Regions from separate parts of the Homo sapiens genome. Here region 1 is linked to region 2. A link is an interaction called in ENCODE POLR2A ChIA-PET data of the cell type or tissue named here. Cell type or tissue: MCF 10A. All regions are shown on one strand.

Region 1 (8,000 bases), 88 kb after region 2:
AATTCCAGCTACCCAGGAGGCTGAGGCAGGAGAATGGCGTGAACCTGGGAGGCGGAGGCTGCAGTGAGCTGAGACCACGCCACTCTACTCCAGCCTGGGCAACAGAGTGAGTCTCTGTCTCAAAAAAACAAAAAATTTTTTTAAAGTAAATCTAAGAGCTAATTATTTGACAAGTCCAATTAGATAAACTGCCAACTATCTAATAATGGGAAAAGAAAGGGGTTAAACTTCGACACAAAATGTGGAAGAAGGCCAGGCGCGGTGGCTCACACCTGTAATCCCAGCACTTTGGGAGGCCAAGATGGGTGGATTACCTGAGGTCAGGAGTTCGAGACCAGCCTGGCCAACGTGGTGAAACCCTGTCTCTACTAAAAATACAAAAAATTAGCTGGGTGAGGTGGTGGGTGCCTGTAATCCCAACGGGAGGCTGAGGCAGGAGAATCGCTTGAACCCAGGAGGCAGAGGTTGCAGTGAGCCGAGATCGTGCTATTGCAGTCCAGCCTGGGCAACAAGAGCGAAACTCTGTCTCAAAAAATAAATAAATAAATAAATGTGGAAGAAATGTAAAGACTGTATATTTCTGCTAATAAATTTGAAAACCTAAATAAAATGGCTAATTGTCTAGGATATTACAAATTACCAAAATGGAATCAAGAAGAGATATAATACAGAATGTACAACAACATGAAGAAATTTTTTAAAGTATCATAGAACTGACCCCAAAGAGTACTGAGGTCAGACAGTTCCATAGGTGACTTTTTCTTTAAGGGACCTATGATTATTATACTGTTGAAGCTGTTTCAGAGCAGGGAGAACAAGAAATTTCCAGTTTGTTTTGCAAAGCCAAGATAATCTTGATTTCACAACCTGAAAAATAAAAACAAAAAACTGCAACTCAGTCTTATTCATGTATATTGATGCAAAAATTACTTGGGGGAAAAAGTAAGTGAAATCAAATTACTTCTTTGAGAACAACATGACCAAGAAGTGGGAATTCATTCTAAGAAAGCAAGAATTGTTCAAAGTTAGGGAGATCTTTAAATTTCATTCATTATTCCATTAGATCAAAGGAAAGATTATTTGGTAGAGAACCCATCTTGATTTTTTTTAAGACTTTCAATAGGTATTTCTTCTAGTGTAATTTTTTTTTAAATTCATATTTGTGTCTCAAGCCTGAAGCCTATAAAACAAATTCCTTTTTAAATTTACACACTGGACAAAGGGGCTTACTGTTCTAGTGTTACTTAATATTTTTTGAAATTAGCCAATGTAGTTAGATAAACAAAAGCAGTAAAAATATTGACAATAAAGAAGCAAGATGGCAGGCGTGTTGGCTCATACCTGTAATCCTAGAACTTTGGGAGGCCAGGGCAGGTGGATCGCTTGAGTCCAGGATTTTGAGACTAGCCTGGGAATCATGGTGAAACCCCATCTCTACAAAAAGTACAAAAATTAGCCAGGCATGGTAGCACATGCCTGTAGACCCAACCACTTGGATGGCTGAGATGGGGGTATCCCATGAGCCCAGGAGGTAGAGGCTGCAGTAAATTGTGATTGCACCACTGCACTCTAGCCTGGTCAACAGAGCAAGACCGTCTCAAAAAAAAAAAAAAAAAAAAAAAAAGCAAGAATACTTTTCTGCAGATAATTGGGGGAAATTAACTGAAAAGGTTGGAAACAGAAAATTTAGCAAATAGAAATTTCAAAATCCATATGTAAATGAATAGTCTTCATATATAAACTAGTAAGACTTTTGAAAGTAAAGTGAAAGTGTTGAATACACTTTAGCAACTGTTAGAAAAATCTTATGGGAGAAAATATCCATTTCACACTAACAACAAATTAAGAAATAACCTTAACAAGGAATATATAGAACCTCTAGGAAAAAAATTTACTGAAGGACATAAAAGACTTGCATAGATTGTTTTTGAAACTTGACAAAATTATTCTAGCATTCTTATTAAGAATAAATATGTGACAGTCACCAGAAAACAAGGGGGAAAAAGGGGTATGAAAGAGAGCTTTGCCCTTTGATAGTGAACTGAGGGATTTTTTTAAATTTAAAAATTAGAACTTTGCCCTGCCAGATGTATTACATTTTATAAAACTACAGTTAAAAAACAAAATTAAAACCCAGTACAGTGTCACACGCCTGTAATCCCAGCATTTTGGGATGCCAAGACAAGTGGATCAGTTGAAGCCAGGAGTTCCAGACCACCCTGGGCAACATAGCAAGACCTTGTCTCTACAGAAGATTTTTAGAATTTTATTTAATTTAGAAAAACAGTAATTTACCTATAATTTTTTTTCAATAATAAACTTGGAATAGACGAGGATTTTCTGTTCATTATATAAAACCATTGATCATTTTATTGATTTATGATTGAAAATACAAGGTTAATAAAACAGTCTAGGGTTACTGTTTCTAATATACAAAGAGCTCTTTAGGGTCTAGGGGGGAAAGTAGGACTACAAAAATGAGCAGAGGCCCAAATAGATAATTTACGGAAAGAAGGCAGCAAAAAACATGTATTAGTTAACCTAATAGTTTGTATAATACCTAACAGGATGGCAAGAGTTGAAAAGACTGATAATATGTGTAGCCTGGTATAGGATGAGACCACACACACTTTTCTCCTATTGGTGTTTTTTTTTTTGTTTTTTTTTAGATGGAGTCTCACTGTTGCCCAGGCTGAAGTGCGGTAGCGTGATCTCAGCTCACTGTAACGTCCGCCTTCCTGGGTTCAAGTGATTCTGCTGCCTCACCCTCCTGAGTGGCTGGGATTGCAGGTGTGCACCACCGCACCTAGCTAATTTTTGTATTTTTAGTAGAGACAGGGTTTCACCATGTTGGCCAGGCTGGTCACAAACTCCTGACCTCTGATGATCCGCCTGCCTCGGCCTCCCAAAGTGCTAGTATTACAGGTGTGAGCCACCGCCCCCGCCCCTATTAGTTTTTTTTTTTTTTTTTTTTTTTTGAGATGGAGTCTCACTCTGTCCCCAAGGCTGGAGTGCATTGGCGTGATCTCAGCTCACTGCAAGCTCCATCTTCGGGGTTCACACCATTCTCCTGCCTCAGCCTCCTGAGTAGCTGGGACTACAGGCGCTCACCACCACGCCCGTCTAATTTTTTGTATTTTTAGTAGAGACGGGGTTTCATCGTGTTAGCCAGGATGGTCTCGATCTCCTGACCTCATGATCCGCCCGCCTCGGCCTCCCAAAGTACTGGGATTACAGGCGTGAGCCACCGTGCCCGGCCCGGTGTCTTTGACCCAGCAGTTTGATGGCAAAGAATATGCTCCAATGGTAGTACTCAAACAGGTGCTCCGAAAGATTCTACGTAAGAGGCGACATCATGGGGCTGGGAAAGAATGTGATTTTTTATATTTTATCAGTATGGGAATGTGTTGGAATCATAAAATAATTTCTTTTAAAAGCAGAATTATCCGGTCGGGTGCAGTGGCTCACACCTGTAATCCCAGCACTTTGGGAGGCTGAGGAGGTTGGCGTGGTGGCAGGTGCCTATAATCCCAGTTACTTGGGAGGCTGAGGCAGGAGAATCACTTGAACCCAGTAGGTGGAGGCTGCAGTGAGCTGAGATCACGCCACTGCATTCCAGCCTAGGCAACAGAGCGAGACTCCGTCTGAAAAAAAAAAAAAAAAGAATTATCAATGGAAGTCAGCATGATAATTAACTTAGATTTCTTACCTGGTATTTAGAAGTCTCTAGGAACTCTCTGTATATGAGTTACTTGGTCTTTTTTGGTCTCATATCTTTATTTCAATATTATATGACCAAGACAGGTCATTCAGGAGCTTTTTTTTTTTTTTTTGAAACGGAGTCTCGCTCTGTCGCCCAGGCTGGAGTGCAGTGGCGCAATCTCAGCTCACTGCAGCCTCCACTTCCCAGGTTCAAGTGATTCTCCTGTCTTAGCCTCCTGAGTAGCTGGGACTACAGGCGTGTGCCACCATGCCCGGCTATTTTTGTATTTTTAGTAGAGACGGATTTCTACCATATTGGTCAAGCTGGTCTTGAACTCCTGACCTCAGGTGACCCACCCACCTCACCTTCCCAAAGTGCTGGGATTACAGGTGAGAGCCACTACTCCCGACCGGAACTTTTTTAAAGAATAACTTTAGGCCGTGCTCGGTGGCTCATGCCTGTAATCCCATCACTTTGGGAGGCTGAGGCGGGCAGATCACAAGGTCAGGAGATCACGACCATCCAGGCCAACATGGTGAAACCCTGTCTCTACTAAAAATACAAAAATTAGCCAGGCGTGGTGGCACGTGCCTGTAATCTCAGCTTCTCGGGAGGTTGAGGCAGGAAAATCACTTGAACCCAGGAGGGAGAGGTTGCAGTGAGCCGGGATTGCGCCACTGCACTCCAGCCTGGAGACAGAGGGAGACTCCGTATCAAAAAAAAAAAAGAATTACTTTAGAATAGAACCCATTCCTTAAAGGAAAAGGTATTATTAATCTCATGGGTTGTTTTATTCACAGCTTCCATTCTTTCAGATGTCCCTTGCCTGTCATGTATATGGAACCTCTCTGATTCTTTTTTTTTTTTTTTTGAGACAGAGTCTGCCCAGGTTGGAGTATAGCGGCACAATCTCGGCTCACTGCAACCTCCGCCTCATGAGTTCAAGCAATTCTTGTGTCTCAGTTTCCCAAGTTCCTGGGACTACAGGCGCGCACCATCATGCCTGGCTAATTTTTGTATCTTTAATAGAGATGGGGTTTTACCATGTTGGCCAGTCTGGTCTCGAACTCCTGGCCTCAAGTGATCCGCCTGCCTTGGCCTTCCAAAGTGCTGGGATTACAGGCGTAAGCCACCACTCCCGGCCTTCCCTCATTCTTAATCATTTTCCAAGAATACCATTTCAGTATCACATTTGAAGTCATAAAGATCAGAATGTTAAATTATTTGGACATTGTGAAGGAGGAATTTTTTTAAGTGTGAAGTTTGAAGTATTCTCAGGAAGATGCTATAGAAAACTTGGAGGCTTTGGAGTTTCCTCAGCTTATATATGTTTTGGAGTTAATATATTTATAACATCTAGCCTTGTGCCGATTATCAGCTAGGTTCTCAGTAAATGATGGTTCTTCTTTACCATCTTTACATTAGTGAGAAGTATCTTCTTTTTGCTTTTTCTTTTTTAGTCAGGACTATAAAACAACAGTAATAATGATGTCTGTTAAGTGGTTTTTATGAGTTAGGCATTTTTCTATGTACTTGAGCATGGATTATGTCACTTAAGCTTCGTAAACAACCCTATCTGGTGGCCACACTATCATTATCTTCATTTCACAAATGAGGAAACTAAGGCATAAGAGGTCAAATAATTTGCCCAAAGCCATAGCAGTCATTAGGTGACAGATGCTGTAATTTATTAAAAAACAGAGCATGTTTGGCTGGGCGCAGTGGCTCACGCCTGTAATCCCCGCACTTTGGGAGGCCAAGGCGGGTGGATCACGAAGTCAGGAGATCAAGACCATCCTGGCTAACACAGTGAAACCCCGTCTCTACTAAAAATACAAAAAAAAAATTAGCTGGGCATGGTAGCGGGTGCCTGTAGTCCCAGCTACTCCAGAGGCTGAGGCAGGAGAATGGCGTGAACCCGGGAGGCGGAGCTTGCAGTGAGCCAATATCGCGCCACTGCACTCCAGCCTGGGCGACAGAGGGAGACTATGTCTCAAAAAAACAACAACAACAACAAAAAAAGCATGTTTATATCACAGAGGCTATGCTATTCCTTTCCATGTTGGAATAAATCAAAATAGTAAAAATTTTAGATCTATCAGTTGTTTTTTGTGGTTTGTTTTCTTTTGTTTGAGATAGGGTCTCATTCTGTTTCCCAGGCTGGAGTGCAGTGGCACGATCTCAGCTCACTGCAAACTCCAATTGCCAGGCCCAAGCAATCTTCCTACCTCAGCCTCCCAAGTAGCTGTGAATACAGGCGCATGTCACCAAAGACAGCTAATTTTTAAATTTTTTTGGAAATGAGATCTCACTGTATTGCCCAGGCTGGTCTTGAACTCCTGGCTCAAGCAGTCCTCCCACCTTGTCCTCCCAGTGTGCTGGGGTTATGACATAAGCCACTGTGCCTGGCCTAAATCTTATCAATTGTTAATGTTAAGACATTAAGGGAGCCCAGTAAATGTGATAGAGAGGAAGCTTGTATAGAATTTGCCCCTTACACTATAGTAATGCATGAATGAGTCTGCTTTTAAATACCGATAAATCCTCTCCAGTTTTTTTGTTTGTTTCTAAAGGCAGTGGGAATTGAGAGCAGGAGGGAGACAGGATAAAAGCATCTTGGGATAATATTGTTTTATGAAAATTAACTAGAAATTTCAAATAGATACTTGATAAGTCTTCGTTTATTTCAATAATCTAATTGTTTTGTTTCCTAGCCTCCTTCAGAGTTTCTCTTTATGTTTTTTTGTTTGTTTGTTTTAATTTACTTTTTTCTTGAGACAGGGTCTTGCTCTGTCGCCCAGGCTGGAGTACAATGGCGTGATCCTAGCTCACTGTAGCCTCGACCTCCTGAGCTCGAGTGATCTACCCACCTCAGTCTCTTTGAGTAGCTGGGACTACAGGCATGCGCTACCATGCCCAACTAATTTTTTATTTTAATTTCTTTCTTCAGTTGAGACAAGGTCTCACTATGTTGCCCAAGCTGGTCTCAAACTCTTGGGCTCAAGCGATCGTCCTGCCTTGGCCTCCCAAAATGCTGGGATTACGTGAGCCACGTAACCAATGGTGGTTTTTTCTTTTAAGTTAATGTGAAAGAAAAGTCTGCTTTCGTTTCTTACCTTCTCTATTCCTTGATTATCAACTACCTTTCTTCAGCCAGTTTTCTTTACAACAGGAAAAAGAAGATGTCCCTGTGGAAATGTCCAATGGTGAACCAGGTTGCCACTACTTTGAGCAGCTCCATTACAATGACATGTGGCTGAAGGTTGGCGACTGTGTCTTCATCAAGTCCCATGGCCTGGTGCGTCCTCGTGTGGGCAGGTGAGTGTCATTGAATTAGGGAAGATGAGGTTGAATCTGAGAAATTTGGAACCAGTAGAAATTAGTCACCCTTCGGATGAAGACAAAAGTCCTTCCCCTGGCAGTTTCTCCAGCTTCTTCTCACACCATGTTCCCCTCCAACCACACTTTCTTCCTTAAATTATCCCTTTGGGCTCTTTTGTTTTCTTCCACTATTTACAGAACTTTCAGCTCAGAAATCTCCCTGCCTACTTCATACAGTAAACTCCTTTAGCATAAATTTGAAGTGACACTTTCTTAAAAGGAAGTCTTTCCTGTCCACTGCAGAATGGGTTAAGTCTCCCTGTTGCACACTCTCAAAGCACCACATATTTCCTTCTCCTTAGCGTATATATCACATATCGGTGTTCATTGTGTTATTGTCAGGTTTCACCCTTGTATTCCCTGCTCAAATCATAGTGCATGAAACATAGTAGGGCCTCAGATATTTGATGAACAAGTAAATGACAAAAGGATGACAGTATGGTTGAATGGCAAACACAGCAGAGTCTGGTATAGGGTTGGGTAGGAGAGGATAGTGGCTAAGAACAGTAGTTCATTCCCTGAGTCCCAGCTCTGTTAGTTGTAGGTCCTTAGGTGAATGATTTAGCCCTCTAGGCTTCAGTTTATATCTGTTCATCATTCAGTAAGCATTTATTATACCTACTATTTACCAGGCTCTGTGGATACATTAGTGAATAAAACAGACAAATATTCTTTTTCCTGGGGAGCTTTTTTCTAGTGTGAAGACAAACAACATCTTGAATAAGTAAAGTGTATAGTATGTTAGGTCATGATACGTGCCGTAGAAAAAATAGAGGAGAACAAGGGGAGAAGGGGGTCCCATGGTCAGAGCAGGGAGAATGGTTTATATAGGCCTCACTGAGAAGTCGGCAGCTGAACCAACACTTGAAGAAACTGAGAAAGTGAATAATGTGAATATCCAGGGAGAAAGGATTCC
Region 2 (8,000 bases):
TCCCGACCTTAGGTGATCCGCCTACCTTGGCCTTCCAAAGTGCTGGCATTACAGGCGTGAGCCACCGTGCTCAGCTCTTTCTTTCTTAGTTAATCTAGCTAAGTGTTTACCAATTTTGTTGATCTTTTAAAAAAACCAACTGTTTAATTTTTAAAATTGTTTTTCTATTCTCTAATTTCGTTTATCTGCATTCTATATATATATCTATATATATATTTTTTTTTTGAGACAGTGTCTTGCTCTGTTGCCCAGGCTGGAGTGCAGTGGCGTGATCATGGCTTATTGCAGCCTCTGCCTTCCAGGTTCAAGTGATTCTTATGCTTCAGCCTCCCAAGTAGCTGGGATTACAGGCGTGTGCCACCATGCCTGGCTAATTTTTGTATTTTTAGTAGAGATAGGGTTTCACTTTGTTGCCCAGGCTGGTCTTAAACTCTTGACCTCAAGTGATCTGTCCACCTCATCCTCCCAAAGTGCTGGGATTATAGGCATGAACTACTGCACTGGCCCTCCTTTCTATTTATTATCTACTGCTAGCTTTGGGTTTAGTTTGCTCTTCTTTTCTCTAATTCCTTGAGAAAGAAGCTTTTTTTTTTTTTTTTTTTTTGAGATGGAGTCCCACTCTGTTGCCCAGGCTGGAGTGCAGTGGCACAGTCTTGGCTCACTGCAACTTCCACCTCCTGGGTTCAAGCAATTGTCCTGCCTCAGCCTCCCGAGTAGCTGGGATTACAGGCATACACCACTATGCCTGGCTAATTTTTTTTGTACTTTTAGTAGAGACGGAGTTTTGCCATATTGGCCAGGCAGGTCTCGAACTCCTGACCTCAGGTGATCCACCCGCCTCAGCCTCCCAAAGTGCTGGGATTACAGGCATGAGCCACTGCACCTGGCCGAGAGTGAAGCATGTTTTTTAAATTATTTAATTTTTTTGTTTCATTTTGTTTTTTAACACCTGGTTCACATAGGCAGTATAAAAATTAATAGTTCTTATGGCTGGGCGCGGTGGCTCATGCCTGTAATCCCATCACTTTGGGAGGCTGAGGCGGGTGGATCACTTGAGGTCAGGAGTTCGAGACCAGCCTGGCCAACATAGTGAAACCCTGTCTCTACTAAAAATGCAAAAATTAGCCGGGCGTGGTGGTGGGTGCCTGTAATCCCAGCCACTTGGGAGGCTGAGGTGGGAGAATTGCTTGAACCCGGGAGGCGGAGGTTGCAGTGAGCTGAGATTGCACCATTGCACTCCAGCCTGGACAATAAGAGCAAAACTCCGTCTCAAAAAAATTAAAAATTAATAAAAAAAATTAATAGCTCTTAAGACTGTATTGAAGTTGTCACAGTGATAGTTAAAAGGGATCAGTTTTTTAAATTACACAGAGAGGCATCTTGCACACAACTTCCTATGGAAGGTATGTTCCCCTAACTAGAACATCTTTCCTCTCTTGCTGTCAAAATATAATCACTATTCTCTTCAAAACTCTGGCAATTGGCCAGGCGTGGTGGCTCATGCCTGTAATCCCAACACTTTGGGAGGCCGAGACAGGTGGATCACCTGAGTGCAGGAGTTCGAGACCAGCCTGACCAACATGGAGAAAGCCCATCTCTACTAAAAATACAAAATTAGCCGGGCGTGGTGGTGTGCACCTATAATCTCAGCTACTCGGGAGGCTGAGGCAGGAGAATCACTTGAACCCAGGAGGCAGAGGTTGCAGTGTGCGGAGATAACGCTGTTGCACTCCAGCCTGGGCAACAAGAGTGAAACTCTGACTCAAAAAAAAAAAAAAAAAAAAGCCAAAAAAAAACCTCTGGAAATTGAAGTTATTTGTTCTGAAAACGTATATGAGTGTGTTAGTCAGAAAACTGGTGCCCAAATATTTCCACATTCTAATCCCTGAAACCTGTGAATATATTGTGTTACATGGCAGAGGGGAATTAAGTTTGCTAATCAGCTGATCTTGAATTGGAGCGGTTATCCTGGATTATCCATGTGGGTCCAGTGTAATCACAAGGGTCCTTAAATGGGGAAGAGGGAGACAAGTTCAGTCAGAGATTTGAAGATGCTGTAGTGCTGGCTTTGAAGATGGAGGAAGGAGACTACAAGCCAAGGGATGCAGGTGAGCTCTAGAAGCTGAAAAAGGCAAGGAAACCTTTTTCGCTAGATGCTCCGTACTAGAACATCCAGACGGCATGCAGCCCTGCTAATACCTTGATTTTAGACCAGTGAGACCCATTTTGGACTTCTGACCTCTAGAACTAATATAATAAATGGGTTTTGTTTTAAGCCCTGAAGTTTGTGGTAATTTGTTACAGCAGCTGTAGAAAGCTGTGAGTTAACTAAAGATTTAGATTCATTCATGATTGTTGATGCTACAGTGGGTAGTTACCAAGCTCTAAGTTGAACTGGAGGCAAATTTCTCACCTCAACGAGCAAGCCACTGAGAATGCAGTGTCATCATCCTGAATTAGGAGAGCCCTGTAAATTAGCAAATTAGCCATGGCCAAAAAGGAAGCATTGTTTTTAAAATGAGGTAACTGTCTCCATATTTGAGTTGGTTTATCAATAATAGTCTTCTGAAAGTTGTCATTTAATTAGCATAAAGTAGTAAAAGCATGTATTTATTGTTTGCCACATTCTAGACACAATACCAAGCATTTTCCCAATCATATCTTATTTAAAATTCTGAGTTATCACAGTTTATAGGTGAGAACTTGCACAAGTTCTTGTAACTACTAAAAGATAACTGGTGTTCAGACTAAAGTCGTTCTGACTCCAAAGCCTGTGCTCTTAACCATTATGTGGTATAGAGTAGCAGCATCACACTGAAGTATACAAAACAACTTTTATAGAAGATACCGTCCCTCTGCTGCCTCCTTTTTGCTGGCAGGCGAGTGCTGAGGGGCAGAGGATACACACCTTGGGTGCTGGACCACTGTCATGTTACAACCTCGAAGATAATGGTGCCTTTTTTCTGACGCTCCTCTGTGGAATGTATGTTTTTTTCTCAAGTATTTATGAGAATTAGTATTGCTCAGAGCTACACAATTTGTGAATATCTTTTTGATACTTTGTTTCAGTTACTGTATTAGTCTGCTTTGTGCTAGGACATGCAAATCAACAATGGCTGAAACAAAAGAGAAATTTATTTCTCTTGTGTAAAAGTCCTGTTCTGTGAAGTTGTCAAGGTACAAGTATTAGCCAACTCTATTCTGCGGTCTTTGTGGTATCACCCTTGCCTGCATGGTCTGAGATGACTCACTACCACAACTGCCTTCCAGCCAGTATGGAAAAAGAATGAATGTTAAGGACATGACTTGGATATGACACACTTCAGCTCTCGTATTGGCTAGAATCTAGCTGCAGTGAGGCTGGAGAATAAATATGGTCTTTAAGGTTTTGTTTTGCTTTGTTTTCCTTAGAGACGAGGTTTTACCATGTCACATAGGCTGGAATGCAGGCTACTCACCAGCACCATCTTTGCACACTACAGCCTTGACCTCCTGGGCTCAAGCAGTCCTCCCTCAGCCTCCCAAGTAGCTGGGACTACAGGCATGCAACACCATGCTGGCTGAGAATATAGTCTTTAGTAGCCATGCAGCAGCTTAGAATGCTGTCATCCTGGGAAGAAGGGAAAATGGGGTAGGGAGTAGCCGGCAGGCTGTCTGCACACCAGGGCTAGTGTTTCTCATTATTCTGATTAAAACTTTGCATTTTGGTTATTTTGCAGCCATATGCCAGACTGCCCTCATCTATTGTTGAAAGAGAAAAGTTGTTTTGAAAGAACATACAATATAATCCTGTTTATGTTAAATTTGGTTTGTGTGTACATGTGCCTATAGAGAAGTCTGGAAGAATGTCTATAAAAATGCAAATGGTGCTATTTATTCTGGATTATAAGGATGATTCTTACTTTTGATGGTTTTCTGTATGTTTGATTTCAGAAAAAATTAGTACTGTTAGAAATTAGAAGTATTTCATTTTGAAATGGGGGGACCCTGTTTTGACCATATGACATAGAGTGAGAGGTTGGGATCCTGATTTTTCTTTTGTCTTTGTGGTAATTCTAAAAATGTTTGTGAGGAACCTTGTAGCAGTGATTCTGGGGGATAGTGTCCTTTCTAGGCACATGTTCTCATTGAATTCTCAATTGTCTACAGATAGTCCCCTTAGCTTGAGACACTGCTGGGGTCCTGCCTCAGCAAGGAGCACTGGACTGTGGGTCCTGTAGGCCCAGATGGAGAGGACCATCTTGGATATTAAGTTATCAGAGCCCTAATGTGTGCTGTGAGAAGGTTCCTTGATACCACTGACAACATCAGTATTCTTTCTGCTTTTTCTCTGATTTCTCAATATTCTGATTTTTTTGGTTGAAAAGAGTTCCCATATAAGTGGACCTGCACAGTTCAGTGGTCAACTGTACTGTATTAACATTCACTTCCTGGTTTTGATGGTTGAGTTGTGGTCCTTATTTGTGAGAAACAAACACTAAATTATCAGGCGTGATGGGGCATCATGTCAGAGCTTATTCAAATGGTTCAGAAAAAAAGTACTATTTTTGCAACTTTTATGTCAGAATACAAATTTAAAAATAATTTAAATATATTATACGTAATAAAAGAATGGCTATAACCTGTCAGCTAAGGTTCCAAGAGAGATTTAAGCCTTAATCGCCATGATGTTATTTGTAATAACTTATCTCTTACACATCTAGAATGGGGCTGAATACCTACCCCTGTGGGAGAATTGAGAAAATAGTCACATCGTTTTTCAGTAGGTTTACTTGTCTCCTGGAACTTCATTTGAAGAAAGCCAGAAAAAATACTAAACATCCATGAACCCTAAACCCAAGAAGTTATTTTGGGAACTTAAGAAATTGTCATTAAAATTACTTAAGGAATTAAAGAAGGAAATTACTTAATTATTTTAAGAAATTTTGTCATTATAATTACCTACAAAGTTTCTTGTGTGTTCCTCACTACCCCTCTCCTGCAAGGTATAACCACTAAGCCAAATTTTGTATTTCTTAGTCCCATGGTTTTTTTTTTCCGAAGAGTTTGGTTGTGTTTAGATGTATCTGATGTCCATTCATCTTTGTTAAGCTACGTAAGCCAAGGGCTCATCTTCCTCCCTTGTAATTTTAGTAATTGCTATTGTAGCAGCATTTATGATAGGCATTTGATAGTACTTGGCAGAAAAAATTTATGTGGTCACTTACTGAAGAAAGAATCTGTTTTGTAAGTTTATAAAGAGTATTGAGACATATCTCTGTTTTCACACTTTTGAGCACTATGAAAGGTAAGTCATCTTCATTTATAAAGGATACCATTGACATGGGTTTAGCGTTGGTGCCCTAAACATTAAACAGTTAGCATATAAAAGACCATCACAGGTGTTAATTTAGGTTTTTATATCATTAACGTATGTTTTGAAAAGGGAATGAGTGTGCATCTTGCTTTTCTTTTTCTTTTTTTGCAGATTTTTTTCTTTTTTTTTTTTTTTTAAGTAAGCTTCAAAGTCCATGAAAGATTCTAATATGCTCTGTCACTTGGAATGTTGAACATTACCATAAATAGTTTTGAAATAAAACTTTTTGTAAGCTTCAGATTAATCTCCTTTAAAAAAATTTAAATTATAACAGAAATCAACCAGACTATTATGAAGTGGTTTCTCAGCCCATTGACTTGATGAAAATCCAACAGAAACTAAAAATGGAAGAGTATGATGATGTTAATTTGCTGACTGCTGACTTCCAGCTTCTTTTTAACAATGCAAAGTCCTATTATAAGGTAAGAAATTATGAAATTTGGAAAGATACCAATTGGAAGATACCAATTTGATAATTGGCTTCTTAATATTTATAAACCTGGCAGGTGAGTAGTAGTTTCTTTTTGTGGCTTGAGTTCGCATTTGTCTTATTCGTAAAGAGACTGGACATTCATATGATTTTTATTTCTTATTTATTTACGTATTTTAATTTATTATCTTTTGAGACAGGGTCTTGCTCTGTTACACGGGCTGGAGTGCAGTGGTGAGATCTTGGCTCATGGCAGCCTCCGCCTCCCAGGTTCAAGCAATCCTCCCACCTCACCCTTCTGAGTAGCTGGCACTATAGGCACGTGCCACCATGCCCAGCTAATTTTTGCATGTTTTGTAGAGACCAGGGTTTCACCATGTTGCCCAGGCTGGTCTTGAACTCCTGGGCTCAAGCAATCTGCCTGCCTTGGCCTCCCAAAGTGCAGGGATTATGGGCGTGAGCCACTGTGCCCAACCCACATTCATGTGATTATGAACTATTCTTATTTCTCTGTCTGCTCAAATCTTTTGCCCATTTTTCTCTTGGTTTGTTAGTCATTTTCATATTTCTGGAATTTTTTTTTCTTTTTTTTTTTAGAGACAGAGTCTCCCTATGTTACTCAGGCTGGTCTCAAACTCCTGGCCTCAAGTGATCCTCCTGCCTCAGCCTCATGAGTAGCTGGGACTACAGACATGAGCCACCACTCCTGGCTTTAGAAATTTTTTTTTTTTTTTTTTTTTTTTGAGGCAAAGTCTATTGCCCAGGCTAGAGTGCAGTGGCACGATCTCAGCTCACTGCAACCTCTTCTTCCCAGGTTCAAGTGATTCTCCTGCTTCAGCCTCCTGAGTAGCTGGGATTACAGGTGCCCACCACCATGCCTGGCTAATTTTTGTATTTTTAGTGGAGATGGGGTTTCACCATGTTGGCCAGGCTAGTCTTGAACTCCTGACCTCAAGTGATCCACCCACCTTGGCCTCCCAAAGTGCTGGGACAACAGGCGTGAGCGACCATGCCTGGCCATAGAAATTTTTTAATTATTGTGGATAGTAAACCTTTTTTGATTATATGTGTTTCAGTTTTTTTATTTTTTTTATTTGATTTTGTGTGTTTCAAATATCTTCTCCCACTGTGTGCATATCTTTTCACCTTTCATGGTATTTTTTGATGAACAGAAATGTTTTATTTTAGTTTAATCAAATTTATCAATCTTTAAATTGGGTTTATTTGTATCTTGTTTCAGAGATTCCTCTTGCCCAAGATATTCTTCTATTAGTATGCTTTTCTTAAAGTTTTATAGTTTTGTCTTTCATATAAGCCTTTAATGCAGCTAGGATTGATTTTTGTCTTTTATAAGGTAGGAATAAATGCAGCTGGGATTGATTTTTGTCTTTTATAAGGTAGGAATCAATTTTTTTCCCACAGGTATAACCAACACTATTCTCTCTGCGTTTGTTCGCAATCGTTGCTGTCATCATTTCCATGTATTCATGGATCTGTTTCTGTCCTTTTATTCTGTTCCACAGGCCAGTTTATCTGTTACTAGGCCGTTCTATTTCTATCTTAATTACTTTGGCTTTATAATTTTTTTTTTTTTTTTTTGAGACACGATCTCCTTTGTTGCCCAGGCTGGAGTGCAGTGGTGTGATCTTGGCTCACTACAGCCCTTGTCTCCTGGGCTCAAGCAATCTTCCCACCTTAGCCTCCTGATTAGCTGGGACTACAGGTGCGCACCATCACACATGGCTAATTTTTTGTATTTTTGATAGAGACGGGATTTCACCGTGTTGCCCAGGCTAGTCTTGAACTCCTGGGCTCAAGCGATTGACCCGCCTCGGTCTCCCAAGTGCTGGGATTACAGGCATGAACCACCATGCCCAGCTTGCTTTATACTTCTTTTTCTGGTTAGAAAGTAGGTTAATTATACTTGACCCTTTGCCATTTCTTTTTTTTTTTTGAGATGGAGTCTCGCTCTGTTGCCCAGGCTGGAGTGCAGTGGCGCGATCTCGGCTCACTGCAAGCTCTGCCTTCCAGGTTCACGCCATTCTCCTGCCTCAGCCTCCCGAGTAGCTGGGATTATAGGCACCCACCATCATGCCTGGCTAATTTTTGTATTTTTACGTGGTTTTGCCATGTTGGCCAGGCTGGTCCTGAACTCCTGACCTCAGGTGATCTGCCTGCCTCGGCCTCCCAAAAGTGCTAGGATTACAGGCGTGA

What was found. Peaks named below come from ENCODE experiments on the same cell type or tissue, not always from the same donor. Only the 100,000 strongest peaks of a DNase experiment are listed, where the experiment ranks them.
Region 1: POLR2A ChIA-PET joins it to region 2 with 6 read pairs; 5 of 35 experiments call an interaction of 5 or more read pairs at or near these places.

What each region holds. Positions count from the first base shown.
Region 1 is chr3:52,578,075-52,586,074 of GRCh38, reverse strand. PBRM1 (polybromo 1) reads left to right here. Exons shown (of 32, transcript NM_001405607.1): 23 at 6,876-7,021. Among named protein-coding and RNA genes, the nearest start is that of UQCC5, 45 kb to the right of the region's middle. In MCF 10A, no CTCF peak of the experiment used is centred here; no DNase peak of the experiment used is centred here.
Region 2 is chr3:52,666,276-52,674,275 of GRCh38, reverse strand. PBRM1 (polybromo 1) reads left to right here. Exons shown (of 32, transcript NM_001405607.1): 4 at 5,631-5,778. Among named protein-coding and RNA genes, the nearest start is that of PBRM1, 16 kb to the left of the region's middle. RefSeq lists enhancers at 2,819-2,988, 7,368-7,867, 7,868-8,000. In MCF 10A, no CTCF peak of the experiment used is centred here; a DNase peak (open chromatin) is centred at 3,295.